Regions from separate parts of the Homo sapiens genome. Here region 2 is linked to region 1. A link is a loop called in an ENCODE intact Hi-C map of the cell type or tissue named here. Cell type or tissue: Calu3. All regions are shown on one strand.

Region 1 (8,000 bases):
TATCAAAGCAGAGTCTAAATTTTTATAATTTACTTATTATTTCCACAAATTCCTACTGAACCCCTACAATGTACCAATTATCATGCTAAGCACCAGGAAAACAGAAGAGAACAGGACAGATACGGTCTCTGCTCTCACTAGAATTTACATTAGAGTGGAGAAGTTAGACAGTGAACAAGTAAACAAATATATATAAAGTTATTTAAAATTGTGATTAGTGCTCTACCAAAATAAGCATAATGTTATAATCAATAAAAGAAGTGCACTGTGGCAGGTAGAATAATGTCCCCCTCAAAGATGCCTACATCCTAGTCCTGACGCCTGTGAATATATTACATAGCAAGGGGAAATTAACATTGTGACAATTTGTCACGGCAGCAAATAGAAAAATAACCCAGAGATTTTAGATGGGAGTCAAGGAAAGCTTCTTTAAAGAGACGTCATTAATCTGAGTTGACATATTAGAAGGAACATGTCATGCAAAGAGCTGGTGATAACCCACTCCAGGTAAAGAAAACAGCAAGCTCAAGGACCCCAAGACTGAAAAGAGATTGATTAATGTTCTAGGAACTGTTGGAAGGTCAGGGCAATTGAAGTGTGGTAATTGAGGGAGGAAGTGGTTAATAAGATTGGAAATTTAGATAGGATTTGTTTATGCAGGGCCTTGTAGGCCATATTAAGGAATCTAGATTTTACTCTCAATGCAATGGGAAGACATTGAATTGTTTTAAGCATGGGTGCAACATAATCTGTCTTATGTCTTTTAAACAAACTATCACATGTACTCCATAAATACATACAATTTGCATCAGTAAAATTTTTTAGTATATTTTTATTGCAATATACCATACTTAATATGCACAAATCATAGTGTGCAGTTTAATAGATTTTTGCAGTGAATACACTCATGTCAAGAAATAGAATATTACCAAATCCTGAAGTCTCCCTCATTCCCCATTCCAGTCTTTATCTCCATCGAGGCAACCACTATCCTCACTTTAATCATCTTAGGGTAGTTTATACAATTATTGAGCTTTAAATTAATAGAATCATAGAAAAATTTGTTTCTGATTTTTTTCCTGCTAAACATTGCATTATGTCTGTGAGGCTGATACATATTGTTGCATGTAGTAGTTTTTAAAAAATTGTCATTGCTGTGTATGTTACTGTATATGGCAACAACAACATCTTTATCCATTTGGATTGCTTCCAGGTTTGAGCTATGATGAACATTCTTGTCTATGTCTTTTTGTACATACACGTAGGCATTTCTGTTGGATGTATACCTAAGAGTGCATATCTACGGGTATGTTTTATTGAACTTTAGTAAATTGCTGCCAGCTTTTCAGAGTGATTGTAACAATTTACACTCCACCAGTACTGTGTGATAGTTGGAGTTGCTTCATCCTTTCCAAGGCTTGAAAATGTCAGCTTTTATTATTTATTTATTTAGCCATGCTCTTGGATGGATACAGGCTTTTAGTTGTGGCTTAAATTTCCATTTCTTTAACAGTTAAGGATGTTGTAAACCTTTTCATATGCTTATTGGCTATTTGGATATTCTCTTTCATTAAGTGCCTGCTCACTGACTTAGTACTTAGGTTTTAAAAAGATAATTCTTGTTTCTATGGGGAGATTATATTAGCCAATACTACTAGGCACTTGTTTGGATCTTGAAACAACATGAATAAATTTTGGGTGTATGCACTGGAAATTTACAAGTGCTCTTTTACAGGGGAAATGCTACAGAAACACAGGTGTGCTGCAAAACACCATGACAGTGCAATTTATCTGTAAAATTGGCCATGAAACTGTGAGTCAAATCATGCATTCTGAAAAGTGTTGATCTATCTTAAGATATCTTACTGTTGTCCTCTCCAATACCAACTCCAAGGGAATATAATACTATCTTATGAATTGAATTTATTAATAAAATGGTGTCCTTTAAACACAAGCACTACAGAAATTTAATGACTGAAGGAGAGAAAATGCAATACTGCATAAAATTTAGTTTAGTGCCTCCAGAAAAAATTAATTTTACTAGTTTGAAACCGAGTTAGACGAATTCTGAGACATAAATATGTGAAGGAGAAAGGACATGCTGAATTAATGGGAGTTCTGGCTGCCTGCCAGGGGGATTCTACAAAGTCTTACAATACAAAGTAAATCATCCCTCTGGAGCAAGTGGTATGCCCCTCCAGAATGAGGAGGGCTCCGCCCAACAATAAATTAACTTTGTACAGCATGCTTTATTGCTCTGCAATGCATTCTGGCAGGCTTGCTTTCATTGTCTCTTCCCTTGGGCTGGCTTGCTTTGCTTGTCTTTTAAAGATGACTCAGCCAAACTTTTAGTCTTTGCCCTCATCTTCTCCCTTTCCCTACTCCTCATCCTCCAATTTTTCTTCCCAGAAAGGCAAAGCCAGAGCAGAGCCCCTCCCTTTTGGTTATTGTTCCAGCTCACTGAGTATTGGCCCTGAGACGTAAACGGTTTCTTTCCTCTTTTCCAACTTCATGGTTTACATTCATTTTATTAGGCTACCTCTGGCCCTCTCAGTTCTCTGAAGCTAGTGATCCTAAATATCTATGGCGTCTGGGCATGGGGGTGCTTTTCATCCCCGCTTCCTACTGCAACAACCCCTGCAATCCCCTCTGCAGCCCCAAGCAAGGAGATCCGTGTCGTCAGGAGTGCGGTGCAGCCACACATCCAAGGCTGACAGGGCGGGCACTCTGCCAAGTCCTGCGCGCTGCTCGCCTTCCACAACACCTTCCTCAGCTTCGTCTGTATTTGAAGAGCTTAGTAAATTAATTTCCCAGGGGCAGAGAAGGGAGGAAGAGGGAGTGTCTGAGGGCTGAAAAATGCAGTCGACTCGCCCTCTGCTGGTTAAAGATCCGAATTTGTCGCCGCCAAAACAACGGGGAATGAGAAAGCAATCCATATGGTACGGAAAAATTACAACAAAAACTCGGCTTAATTTAACCCACCTGTGAACCTTAACTGCCTACTGTTCCTCTTTAGCGCTGCTTACTTCCCCAGCACTGAGATTTAATTAGATTGATTCTAAACGCTAGCCCCTGAACTCATTTTCATTTGCCCCTGGTTTCTGCCGTTCTAAAACGCAAATAATCCCCACCCACAAGTTCTCTTCTTGTCTAATTAGTCGCTAAGCAACTGAAGATAACAACTAAACCATTACTTCTAGAACACACTCGTGTTTCACTCCAGTGTCTTTGCCTTAAATAGTAATTTCAAGCGAACAACAACAACAAAAAAATCAGCTGCTGTTTGTGTTTCCGAGATTAATTAATTGGAAATCGAGAAAAAGCAAATGTAGTCCGTCCCAGTGCTGGTGTCTTAGGAAAGCTGACAGGCAGCTTTGTGCAAGCCGAGGTATTGGCCGCCATAACGCACACTGACTTTTGTACCGCCTTTGCTGTCTTACGCATTTTGTCGGAATAAACCAACACACGGAGGTTGGGTAATCTAGCCCCTTTACCCTGTACAGCAAGACAGCATTTACGAGTCACTGAGATTCTGGAGAGTAGAGAGAGAAAAACAACCACAGGATTTTGCAATATGGTGTATTATTTAATATCAGTCTGTTCCTCCTCCAGGCTAAAAATCCCAAAACAAGGGGTTCCTACCCCCCTCCACCTCTGGCATTGTAAATTAGCCAGTCACGCGACCCTTGGAACCAGTTGGGATTGGCCATTTCCTTTGTGTGGTGAAAATCTCTGCAGCGAGTCATGGGACCGAACTGGGCGGTGTCGCTGTCCGTGGCCATGGTGCTGAACTCTGGGCGTGGCCAGAGAGATTTCCTTTACATGACAGCTTCCGGTAGGGCGGGGTCGGGGTCGCGTTCCGAAAAGTGGATCCACCTGCCACCTGGTGGCAGATGAGGAAAATGCTATTGATAAAGTGTAAAGGGTTCTTTGGATTAAGACTTAAAACTTAAAAGACACAAATTGAAGATTTGGGGCGTCAGGAAGTGGTTTTTTTGAGAGATCTGCCTATTTTTAAAGAGAAATGGAAAAATTTAGAATTTTCAGAGTGATCTCTCGCTTCTACTCAAAATAATTTACGAATATGTTTAAATTTCTCCAAGCATTTTTTCCAACACATCTTGTAATCAAATAGGTATTTTTAAAGTATCTGTATATATAGGTATTTAGAAATATTTACTAAAACTTCCACAGGGTATATTTTACTGAAAGAAATACTAAGGAAGCACTATGTTGTTAGCCAAAAATATTCCAGGAAGCTTAGCCGAGAGTGCTACTCTGATCTCAGTTTCTGGAAGATGAAAAGTGTGACTATATTTAGGAATTGGTAAGAGGTGGTGGGAATTCTAGGATGAAAACTCTTGTTTTTTATTTTTTCCAAGCCTAATACATAAACTATCAGAGTGCTAAAAATACAGAAAATTTATGGTATGTTTATTACTTTTAGTCTGTGTATATTATTTACACTATTTTACACAGTGATGATTAAGTTACTGTGAATTACATACATCCAGCTTCAGAGGAGGAAACCTTAAGTTGCTTTGTAAGTACAGATCTTGATAAATAGCAAGAAAAAATAGGGGAAATACCTTGTTCAAGTGTTGTTTCAGAGTCTTACTGTATGTTCAGGTGTATGGGTTACAGTGTAAAATCAATTCTAGCAAGTTGAGAGTGAAATAAAATTCTTTCCCAAGCAAACAATCTTACCACTCTCAGAAAAAAGACCCATCCCAGGGCACATTTGGTTTTATAAGTCAACCAGCCCAGTTAGTATTTCCTTTTCTTATAGCTATTTTCTCATTTACTCTTCTATGGGTCTTAACATAGAATAAAAATATAATAGCATAGTTACTTAACATAAAAGTTACCATTTCTGTTTTAAGGTTTAAAACAAAATTTTGTTGAATAGATATTAATTTCAATAAAAATGTAGGTACTGATTTTGGTGTTAACTGAATTTTCTATAAAAAGGAGAAATTGATAAGTGCTTATCAAGGGAAAGAATTATCACTCTAATATAGTCTCTATTTGATTAAATTGAGACGTTTCCAAACACTTGTCAGATTTCCTGGAAAGACATCCATAGCCTGTTCTACCAATATGAAAAAAAGCATGAATAGTAAGAAGATGAAAGACATCTGTTTTAAACAAGAGTGTACTACAAATCCAGTCTATAAGTGGTATTGGTTTATATTATGGCTTCTTGTGTTACTGTGGGAGAAGGAAACTTTATACGCACATGCACAGGTTGAGCAATAAGAGGCATTCTCATTTAAAGCAACAGATGGGAGATCAAGAGCAGCTGCAATAAACTGAGCTGCCTAAAAAGGACTTCTATCCACCAAAGCATCCTGTTTCTGCTAATATGAATAAGAAACCTTAAAAGCATGAAAAGACACAATGGAAGAATAAAATTTTAAAATAGTACTAAAGTTTACAACTGCAGGTGTGACCTCAATGTTTCAAAATACACCTACTCCTAAAAATAGACTTTTTTTTTCAGGCTTAAAAGGTATATATGAATGAAAATTAGAGGTGACCCCAAATATTAACCTGCCTGTTAAAATTACTATTACAATAAATATTATCAATATTAAAATTTTAAAACTACCTGAACTTTGGGTACAATAGTAGAAGCAACAAATCAGAAGAGATGCTCCAATATTTTAGTTAAGGTATTTTTTTTCTAAAAGAAGTTGAAAATAGTGAAAAAATTATCATCAGAACAATTTCAGAAACATTTAAACCTATGACTTAAAGATGAATAAAAATAAACAATACATTTTACATTAATGTTAGAATCAATTTTGATCTAAACTAATTTTATAAGCAGAAAATGTAGAGTCTTAAAGGAAAGAACATTGGGTAAAAAGAATTTGTTATTCAATATGCGACTAAGTACATTTCTCTTGCCTCCCTGAGTGGATTTTCAAAAAAGTTAATTAGCACTTAGGTAATAGTGTAATAATTCCAAAATTCTTTAATGTATATCTTGAGATTTATTTTGATGGGTAAATATATTGATGCTGTTGTGAACTAAGGCTTCTCACTTTGGGACAAGGAAAATACAAAATATGAAGTAGGGGAGGAAAATAAAGATATCTGTATTAATGTATTGAAAGTGTAAGTCTCATGATCCCATATAGATATACGTATGCACATACACTTATACTATATATATATATACAAATATGTATTTATTCAAGGCAAGGATCATTCATGGATGTTGGAAATCAATGGTTAATAAAATTGTTTTGGGAATAGCATATCCTCGTAGTTTCAAATCTCTCCACAGATCACTAATTAATTATAAAAAGAATTAAAAGGTACCTATCCAACTGAAAAATTTGATGGACACCATTTTATAACCAAATTGCCAAACTTAATATCACCAGTGATGGAATAAAATGACATCATATGCCCTCTGATGTGATACATTGAGAAGAACACAATATCACTTATGTGGTATTTTTGCAAAAATATTTAACCTCAATCTAACCAAGGGTAAACACAACAAAAAATTCCAAATTGAGGGATATACTGTAAAACAACTCTTTAAAAACATCAGTGTCGATCATTAGAGAAATGCAAATTAAAACCACAATGAGATACCCTCTCAAACCAGTCAGAATGGCTATTATTAAAAAGTAAAAAAATAACAGATGCTGATGAAGTGTCAGAGAAAAGGGAGCACTTATACACTGTTGGTAGGAGTGTAAATTAGTTCAACCATTGTGGAAAGCAATGTGGTGATTCCTCAAAGAGCTAAAATCAGAACTACCATTTGACCCAGCAATCCCATTAGTGGCTATATACCCAAAGAAATATACATCATTTTACCATACAGACACATGCACACAAATGTTCATTGCAGCACTATTCACAATAGCAAAGGCATGGAATCAACCTAAATGCCCATCAATAACAGATTGAATAAAGAAAATGTGGTACATATACACCATGGACTACTATGCAGCTATAAAGAAGAACCAGATCATGTCTTTTATGGCAACATGGATGGAGCTGGATGCTATTATCTCTAGCAAACTAATGTAGGAACAGAAAACCAAATACTGCATGTTCTCATGTATAAGTGGGAGCTAAATGATGAGAACTCATGGACCTAAAGAGGGAGAATAGAGACTGGAGCCTACTTGAGGGTAGAGGGTGGGAAGAGAGAGAGGATGAGAGAAAATAACTATTGGGTACCAGGCTTAGTACCTGAATGATGAAATAATCTGTACAACAAACCCCTATGACATGAGTTTACCCGTATAATAAAACGGCACATGTACCCCTGAACCTACAATAAAAGTTTTTTTAATAAATAACTAACTAAATAAAAACAGCGGTGTCATGAAAAAGAAGTTAGTGTCATTAAAAAACAGCATCATAAAAATGTTTTCCCTGTTTCAGTTTAAAGTAAACTAGAGAAACATAACAACTAAAATCAATGTGCAATCCTTGATTGTATCCTACATTAAAAAAAAAAAACCAGCACAAAGAACATACTTGGAACAACTGGGGAAATTAGAATATGAAGTATGTATTAGATAATAGCACTGTATTCATGTTAAACTTCCTGAGTGTGATAATTTGTATTGAGGTTATGAAGGATACTGTCCCTGTTTGTAAGAGGTACCTGTTGAGATATTTAGGAATGATATCATAATGTCTACAGCTAACTATGCCAAAATAAAATGTTTACATATTACATAGGTTAGCTATTGTCATAGAATGTAGTGCAACAAAATACTTCAAAAATTAGTAGCTCAAAGCAACATTGATTCCCATTGATGCATCTTGGGGTCAGAAGATTTAGGCTGAGATCAGCCATGCTCCGCTTCAATATGTAGGTTGTGTCCAGTGCTGTTCCACGTGTCTTTCATCACTCTTTTATCAATAGACTATCCAGAGAATGTTCTTATGAAAGTAGCAGAAGAGCAAAAGGACAAGCCCAATTATGCAAGCACAACTTGCTTCACTCTGTGTATTAGTTT
Region 2 (8,000 bases), 250 kb before region 1:
CTCCTGACCTCGTGATCCACCCACCTCGGCTTCCCAAAGTGCTGGGATTACAGGCATAAGCCACTGCGCCCAGCCAGGTGGAAGAAATTTCTAAGCAGTGAAGCATTCAAGATGTGTCATGGCTGCTTCTAACAACCTATGATTAGATATGGGAGCAAATAAATGACTTAAAGTTGGAACTTATATTTAAAAGTGAAGTGGAGTGTAAAAATTTGGACAAGTCACAACCTGGCCACGTAGTAACAGAAGGAAAAAGCATTTTCAGGAAATAGATTCAAGAGGGCTACAGAGAAACCACTTGCCATGGAGATTAGCATGACTAAAAGGGAGGCAAGTGCTAATACCTAAGATAATGGGGAAAAGGCCTCTAAGCCATTTCAGAAATCTTCCAGGTAGTCCCTCCCATCACAGATCCAGAGACCTAGGAGGAGAGAATGAGTTTGAGGACCAGGCCCAAGGCCCTGCTGGCATGTGAAGCCTTGGGACACTGCTCCCAGGATCCTGACTGCCTTGGCTCCAGCTGGTACAGGTACAGGCCACAGGTACAGCTCTGGCCACTGCGCTGGAGAGTGCAGGCCACCATAAACCTTGATGGTTTCCACATGGTGTTAAGCCTGTAGGCGCACAGAATGCAAGTGTGAAGGAGGCTTGGCAGCTTCCACCTAGATTTCAGAGGATGTATCAGAAAGCCTGGATGCCTAGGCAGAAGCCTGCCATAGGGTGGAGCTCCTGTAAAGAACTTCTACTAGAGCAATTCCCAGGAGAAATGTGGAGCTGGAGCTCTCCCACCGAGTTTTCACCAGCATACTTTCTAATGGAGCTGTGGGAAGGGGGCCGCTATCCTCTAGATCCGAGAATAATATGAGAATGCCACCAGCAGCTTGCACCCTGAGCCTGGAGAAGCTGCAGGCATTCAATTCCAAGCCATGATATCAGCCATGGGTGTTGCACCCTACAAAGGCATGGAGGTGGGGCTGCTCAATGCCTTAGGAGTCTGCTCTGTGCACCAGTATGCCCTGGATGCAGGACATGGGGTCAATAATTATTTTGGAGCTTTAAGATTTAATGTCTGCCCTGTGTGGTTTCAGATTTGTGTGGGGCCTGTTCCTTTCTTTTGGCTGTTTTCTCCCTTTTAGAATGGAAATGTTTACCCAATGCAATGCCTGTACCACCATTGTATCTTTTTTTTTTTTTTAAATCTTACAGGCTCTTAGGTAGAAGGAACTTGCCTTGAGTCTCAGATGGGACTTGGGACTTTTGATTGAGTTGGTGCTGGAACAAGTTAAGACTTTGGGAGAACTATTGGTAAGGAATGATTGGATTATGCAATGTGAGAAGGACATGAGATTTGGAGGGCTGGGGTGGAATGATATGGTTTGGATATTTGGCTCCTCCGAATCTCTTGTTGAAAAGTGATCTCCAATGTTGGAGGTGAACCTAGTTGTGGGTGTTTGTGTCATGGGGGCGGATTCCTCATGAATGGCTTGGTGCTTGGTAATGAGTGAGTTACCACTCTATGAGTTCACATGATATATATTTTTTAAGAGTGTGGCACCTCCTCCCTCTCTCTCTTGTTTTCTCTCTCTCTTACCATGAGCTATGCTGGCTCCCCCTTTGCTATCAGTTGTGATTGGAAGCTTCCAGAGGCCCTCACCAAAGGCAGATGCTGGCACTATGCTTCTTACGTAGCCTGGAGAACCGTGAGCCAAATAAACCTCTTTTCTTTATAGATTACCCGCCTCAGGTATTCCTTTATAGCAATGCAAAATGGACTAATGCACCACCCCAGCAGAGAGGGGGAGGTGGCACCGTGTTATTTTCTGCACAGTCCAGGCTGTCCACATGGTCTCCTCTGATACCACAACTGTGGAGCTTGCTAGCAGTTGGGGGAATGAAAGTCTCAGTTTCATTTTTTGGCCTGATCTGATACCACCAGAAGTATTGGGATTCCTCATTAACAGCTTTGCAAGAGCGTTAATCTAGATTCCCCACTCAACTTTTGCTGGTGTGGGGCCACAGTTTTTTTCTGTGGTGATTACCTGGAGTAAATGATTATCTAGGAGCTTTTTGTCTTGCTAGGCTGCCTATTTCCTGGTCCTTTGTCTAGAGAAAGCATGCTTTTTTTTTTGAGCTTTTTGCATCAGTACCCAATAATGTTTCTGGTTGTTGGCTTCTTCTGGTCCAAGTCTGGAATAGATAAGGCAAAAACCCAGAGATTTCACCACTGTGTCAGTCTTCAAAATTTATAACACTTTAAAGTATTTTGCACTTCCAAATGTTGACAATGTTCTCTAAATCTGCTAACCTTTAGAATGTTTCCAAGTTTAAAGTTTGCTTCACTTTTAGACTAAGAGAATATTCATGTATCTTATGTTGCTCTATCTTTTGTAATAAAGTAATTACTACATTGAACTGTTAAAATATATAAACTGCTTGTTAAAAATAAAATAGCTCCATGTTTTGTCTATATCTTAATTATCAAGTAAACAAGGATTTAGGCTTTCTGATTATGAAGACATACTGGATTAAATAATCCTTATTCACATTAATGTCCTTAACTATTCTTAGTACTTAAAATATAAACATTATGGCCATTCCTTTAAAAAAAAACTAGTGATAGCTTATTCTGATCACATTTCTTAGTCAAACTAAGATGTAGCTATGGGATTCTGATTATGAATTGGACTGAAATTGAAAGAGAGGTTTATTAATAGGTAGGTTATTCTCAAATTATTTTTTAAATATATCTTTGCATAAGATTTACATTTTTCTTTTGACTATGGATTATATAAAGATTCTCAGTACGTGTCTCTGATATTGCGATTCAATATCCATATGATTTTTGTTGTAATATGACAATGTTTGGTCTTGATAAGAAAAAAGCATGGATGAAAATTTAACATAGGAATAAAAGATCTAGTGGACACCGATTCAATTAGGAATACTGAGTTTTGGAAGTCAGAGTTATAAGTTCAATACTTAGGTCATTATGTTATATAACAACAAGGGAAAATGTCACAAATATCTTTATTCTAACAGTTAAAGTATCAGAAAATGATGAAGTTGTTCATACCACATTAAAGGAATTTTACATGTGTTCAGAAATTTTCCAAAAATGTCATCTGTAAGTACCTGATAACTATATATACATGTGCATATGTACGTGTGTGTGTATAATATCATTTAAAAAAAAACACCCAAGCTATCCTAGAATAAGGTGAATCATATCAGTCAAACTACCTTATTTTAAAACTTTGACATTCAGTTGCAAATATTTAATAATAAAAATATATAAGCTGATAAATCGTTTTAAATAAAATGATGTAAGGAGAGGTTAAGTAGATCTTAAAGTTTCTAATTCAATTGTAATATGTTTGTAATCATTACTAAAAGAAAATACTGGATTACACACTCTCCAATGAGATTTGAAATGTTCTGGGTCTTAAAAGGACATAAAATTGAAAATGATTGCATTTAACAAATTGCAGACGGATATAGATTGCATTTTGAAAATCAACGAATGGATCTAAAATTTACATTGGCCACATGATGTCGCTGTACACCACAAAGTCTTGTCAATAGAAGGGAGCTACTGATCACTAAAAGTGAAGGAGGAAGCTCCATTTTGTCACCGCCTGAGAGAAGACAGAAACGGTAAAGAGATAAATGATTGGAAATATTAGATAAAATGGCATGATTTTGAAGTAAGAGGAGAGCATAAGAAAGGTGTAGTCCTTTTGCAATGGTGTTTTCTAGGAGAGGGGGCCTGGGAGCCCGGGATCTGCTTCTTTGGCTTCTGCTCCTCGCAGCCTGGGAGGTGGGGAGCGGCCAGCTCCACTACTCGATCCCGGAGGAAGCCAAACACGGCACCTTCGTTGGCCGCGTTGCTCAGGACCTGGGACTGGAGCTGGCGGAGCTGGTGCCTCGCCTGTTCCGGGTGGCGTCCAAAACACACAGGGACCTTCTGGAGGTAAATCTGCAGAATGGCATTTTGTTTGTGAATTCTCGGATCGATCGCGAGGAGCTGTGCCAGTGGAGCGCGGAGTGCAGCATCCACCTGGAGTTGATCGCCGACAGGCCGCTGCAGGTTTTCCATGTGGAGGTGAAGGTGAAAGACATTAACGATAATCCACCCGTCTTCAGGGGCAGAGAACAAATAATATTTATTCCTGAATCTAGACTCCTGAATTCGCGTTTTCCGATAGAAGGAGCTGCTGATGCAGACATTGGTGCTAACGCTCTTCTAACGTACACGCTCAGCCCGAGTGATTATTTCTCTTTGGATGTAGAGGCAAGTGATGAACTGAGTAAATCTCTTTGGCTTGAATTGAGAAAATATTTGGATAGAGAAGAAACACCAGAACTTCACTTATTACTGACTGCCACTGATGGGGGCAAACCGGAGCTGCAAGGTACAGTTGAGCTGCTGATCACCGTCCTCGACGTTAATGATAACGCCCCACTGTTTGACCAGGCCGTATACAGAGTCCACTTGTTAGAGACTACAGCAAATGGAACATTAGTGACCACATTAAATGCCTCTGATGCTGACGAAGGTGTAAATGGTGAAGTCGTCTTTTCCTTTGACAGTGGTATTTCTCGTGACATTCAAGAAAAATTCAAAGTTGATTCCAGCTCAGGAGAAATTAGGTTAATTGATAAACTGGATTATGAAGAAACAAAATCCTACGAAATTCAAGTAAAGGCAGTTGATAAAGGAAGTCCTCCGATGTCAAATCACTGTAAGGTTTTGGTGAAAGTGCTGGATGTAAATGATAATGCTCCAGAACTGGCGGTCACTTCATTGTATTTGCCTATCAGAGAGGACGCTCCACTCAGCACCGTCATCGCCCTCATCACCGTGTCTGACCGTGACTCAGGTGCCAACGGGCAGGTGACTTGCTCCTTAATGCCCCACGTCCCCTTCAAGCTGGTGTCCACCTTCAAGAATTACTACTCGTTGGTGTTGGACAGCGCCCTGGATCGCGAGAGCCTGTCGGTCTATGAGCTGGTGGTGACCGCGCGGGACGGGGGCTCGCCTTCGCTGTGGGCCACGGCCAGGGTGTCCGTGGAGGTGGCCGACGTGAATGACAACGCGCCTGCGTTCGCGCAGCCCGAGTACACAGTATTCGTGAAGGAGAACAACCCGCCGGGCTGCCACATCTTCACGGTGTCTGCGCGGGACGCGGACGCGCAGGAGAACGCGCTGGTGTCCTATTCGCTGGTGGAACGGCGGGTGGGCGAGCGCGCGCTGTCGAACTACGTGTCAGTGCACGCGGAGAGCGGCAAGGTGTACGCACTGCAGCCCCTGGACCACGAGGAGCTGGAGCTGCTGCAGTTCCAGGTGAGCGCGCGGGATGCGGGCGTGCCGCCTCTGGGCAGCAACGTGACGCTGCAGGTGTTCGTGCTGGACGAGAACGACAACGCGCCGGCGCTGCTGGCGCCTCGAGTGGGTGGCACTATTGGTGCAGTCAGTGAGCTGGTGCCGCGATTGGTGGGTGCGGGTCATGTGGTGGCGAAGGTGCGCGCAGTGGACGCCGACTCGGGCTACAACGCGTGGCTGTCCTATGAACTGCAGCCGGCAGCAGGCGGCGCGCGCATCCCGTTCCGCGTGGGGCTGTACACGGGCGAGATCAGCACGACTCGTGTCCTGGACGAGGCTGACTTGTCGCGCTACCGCCTTCTGGTGCTAGTGAAGGATCACGGTGAGCCGGCGCTGACAGCCACGGCCACTGTGCTTGTATCTCTGGTGGAGAGCGGCCAGGCGCCAAAGGCGTCTTCGCGGGCGTCGGTGGGTGTCGCGGGCCCAGAGGCGGCGCTGGTGGATGTCAACGTGTACCTGATCATCGCCATCTGCGCGGTGTCCAGCCTGCTGGTGCTCACACTGCTGCTGTACACGGCGCTGCGGTGCTCAGTGCCGCCCACTGAGGGTGCGTATGTGCCGGGCAAGCCCACTCTGGTGTGCTCCAGCGCGTTGGGGAGCTGGTCGAACTCACAGCAGAGGCGGCAGAGGGTGTGCTCTAGCGAGGGCCCACCCAAGACCGACCTCATGGCCTTCAGCCCAGGCCTATCTCCAAGTCTTAACACGTCAGAAAGAAATGAACAACCAGAAGCAAATTTGGATCTTTCTGGTAATGTAAGTCCAACTTTCGAGTTTTGGCTTTAAATATTTTTCATATTTAACTTGTCTAATCATCTTTTCAAATATCACTTTAAAAAATGTCTTCAAGGTGTTCACTAACGTTGAAATAAATCATACCATTGAATGTAGATATCCTATTAATGGCAGTTTTGTCTTGAATGGAACTAGAAAGCAAAGAAAAATGTAGGGACAAATTGTCGTATTTCTTGATTTAAATGGCAGGTTAAAAAAGCTACAATACAAGGTACAATAAAAGGTAATGTTGGTCATATTTAACACAATATCTCAATGTAGTAAAATAACAGTGACATATTCGGGGTAACTTATTATGTTATCTTTTCTGGTGAAATGTCAAGCCCCGGACAAACAATTCTTGACAAAGTTACAGAAATCATCTGCCTTCCCTTTACGTGGCTAAGTTTCAAAGTGAACAATAAACTGAAGTTTTAAGCAAACGTAATTTAAAATACATTTATTGGCTGGGGGCGGTGGCTTATGCCTGTAATCCCAAAACTTTGGGAGGCCGAGGAGGGCGTATCACCTGAGATCAGGAGTTTGAGACTAGCCTGGACAACATGGTGAAACCCCGTCTCAACTAAAAATACAAAAACATTGGCCAGGCCTGGTGGTGGGCGCCTGTAATCCCAGCTAATGGGGAGGCTGAGGCAGGAGAATCGCTTGAACCCGGGAGGCAGAGGTTGTAGTGAACCGAAGTCGCACCATTGCACTCTAACCTGGGCGACAGAGTGAGACTCTGTCAAAACAAAAACAAAAACAAACCAAAACCGACCAACCAAACAAACAAAAAACACCATTTATTGGGCGATTTGTTTAATTTCTTTATGAAAACATACAACCACGACTTCATTGTCATTGTGAACAATTTCCTGATGCCATTAACCTTGAATTCCCCTGGGTCTAGAAGGCTTAGCATTGCATGTATTTGCTATTTCGGGGATCCAGTTAGGAAACACTTATTAAGCACCTCCCATTCCTCCCATTCACTCACAAATGTTCTAAAACCCTTTACTTTTTTAGCTCATTCGATCCTTCCAACGATTTTATGAAGTGAAGACTTTCGTCACATTTTGTGGATAAAGGTGCTGAGGCTCGCAAAACCTAAGTTCAGTATTATTACTAAGTTTTCTTCAAATTTCCCGAGGATATCCAAAAACTTGCTTGCTGTTAATACAGTTCTTTACCTTTCCTAAAATGTTTAAGGTGGCTTACAGTGGAAGAAATTTGTGAAAGCAAATTATTAAAAAATCTGCTTAAGGTCAAAGTAAAAGATCAAGAGAAAGGTGGGAGTCATTATTTCAAAAATCAAGCCTAGGCTGAGTGAAAATCCCAATACTTACCTTCCTGTAAGTCAATATAGAAGTATGAAAAAATAACAATAAAAGGAAATTCTCTATACCATTTCTTCAAGAGAGAAAAAATAGCCTCTTCCTGCTACAAAATCAAGGAAGATTTGATTACTGATGATTGTGTAAAGGTTGAGAAATATACTGGGCAGCACGTTTTATAGCAGTTTTGCAAAACCCACGGAAATATCCTTGATGTAGACATCATTGTATTTGGTAGTCATTCAGTCAAGGGCATAATGTTAAATTTTATTTCCTATGTTTGCTTCTGAAGTTACTTAAATATTAAATGAATATATTTTTGTTTGTCAAACTTTCAAACATACATGAATGTCCCCTTGTGAAGACATTCTATGAGAAATTAATATAATTTGCTAGTTAAGTTTCCAGAGATTTGAGTTGATACAGAGTTGTTGCTTAGAGTATTGTAAAAAATAGGCTGTAAACATGTTCTGTAACTTTTAATATATTATCGTACTCAGCCTTTTGGCAAG

Evidence for each region. Peaks named below come from ENCODE experiments on the same cell type or tissue, not always from the same donor. Only the 100,000 strongest peaks of a DNase experiment are listed, where the experiment ranks them.
Region 2: it touches region 1 in a loop (13-fold over the local background); 3 of 110 quality-filtered maps call a loop at or near these places.

Annotation. Positions count from the first base shown.
Region 1 is chr5:141,037,494-141,045,493 of GRCh38, forward strand. No RefSeq gene overlaps it. Among named protein-coding and RNA genes, the nearest start is that of PCDHB1, 9.9 kb to the right of the region's middle. RefSeq lists enhancers at 2,993-3,927, 3,123-4,526. In Calu3, CTCF peaks have their summits at 2,894 (motif pointing left) and 3,880 (motif pointing left); DNase peaks (open chromatin) are centred at 2,788, 3,438 and 3,798.
Region 2 is chr5:140,782,549-140,790,548 of GRCh38, forward strand. PCDHA1 (protocadherin alpha 1) reads left to right here and starts at 3,592. Exons shown (of 4, transcript NM_018900.4): 1 at 3,592-6,136. The coding sequence starts at 3,743. It also overlaps PCDHA@. In Calu3, no CTCF peak of the experiment used is centred here; a DNase peak (open chromatin) is centred at 3,573.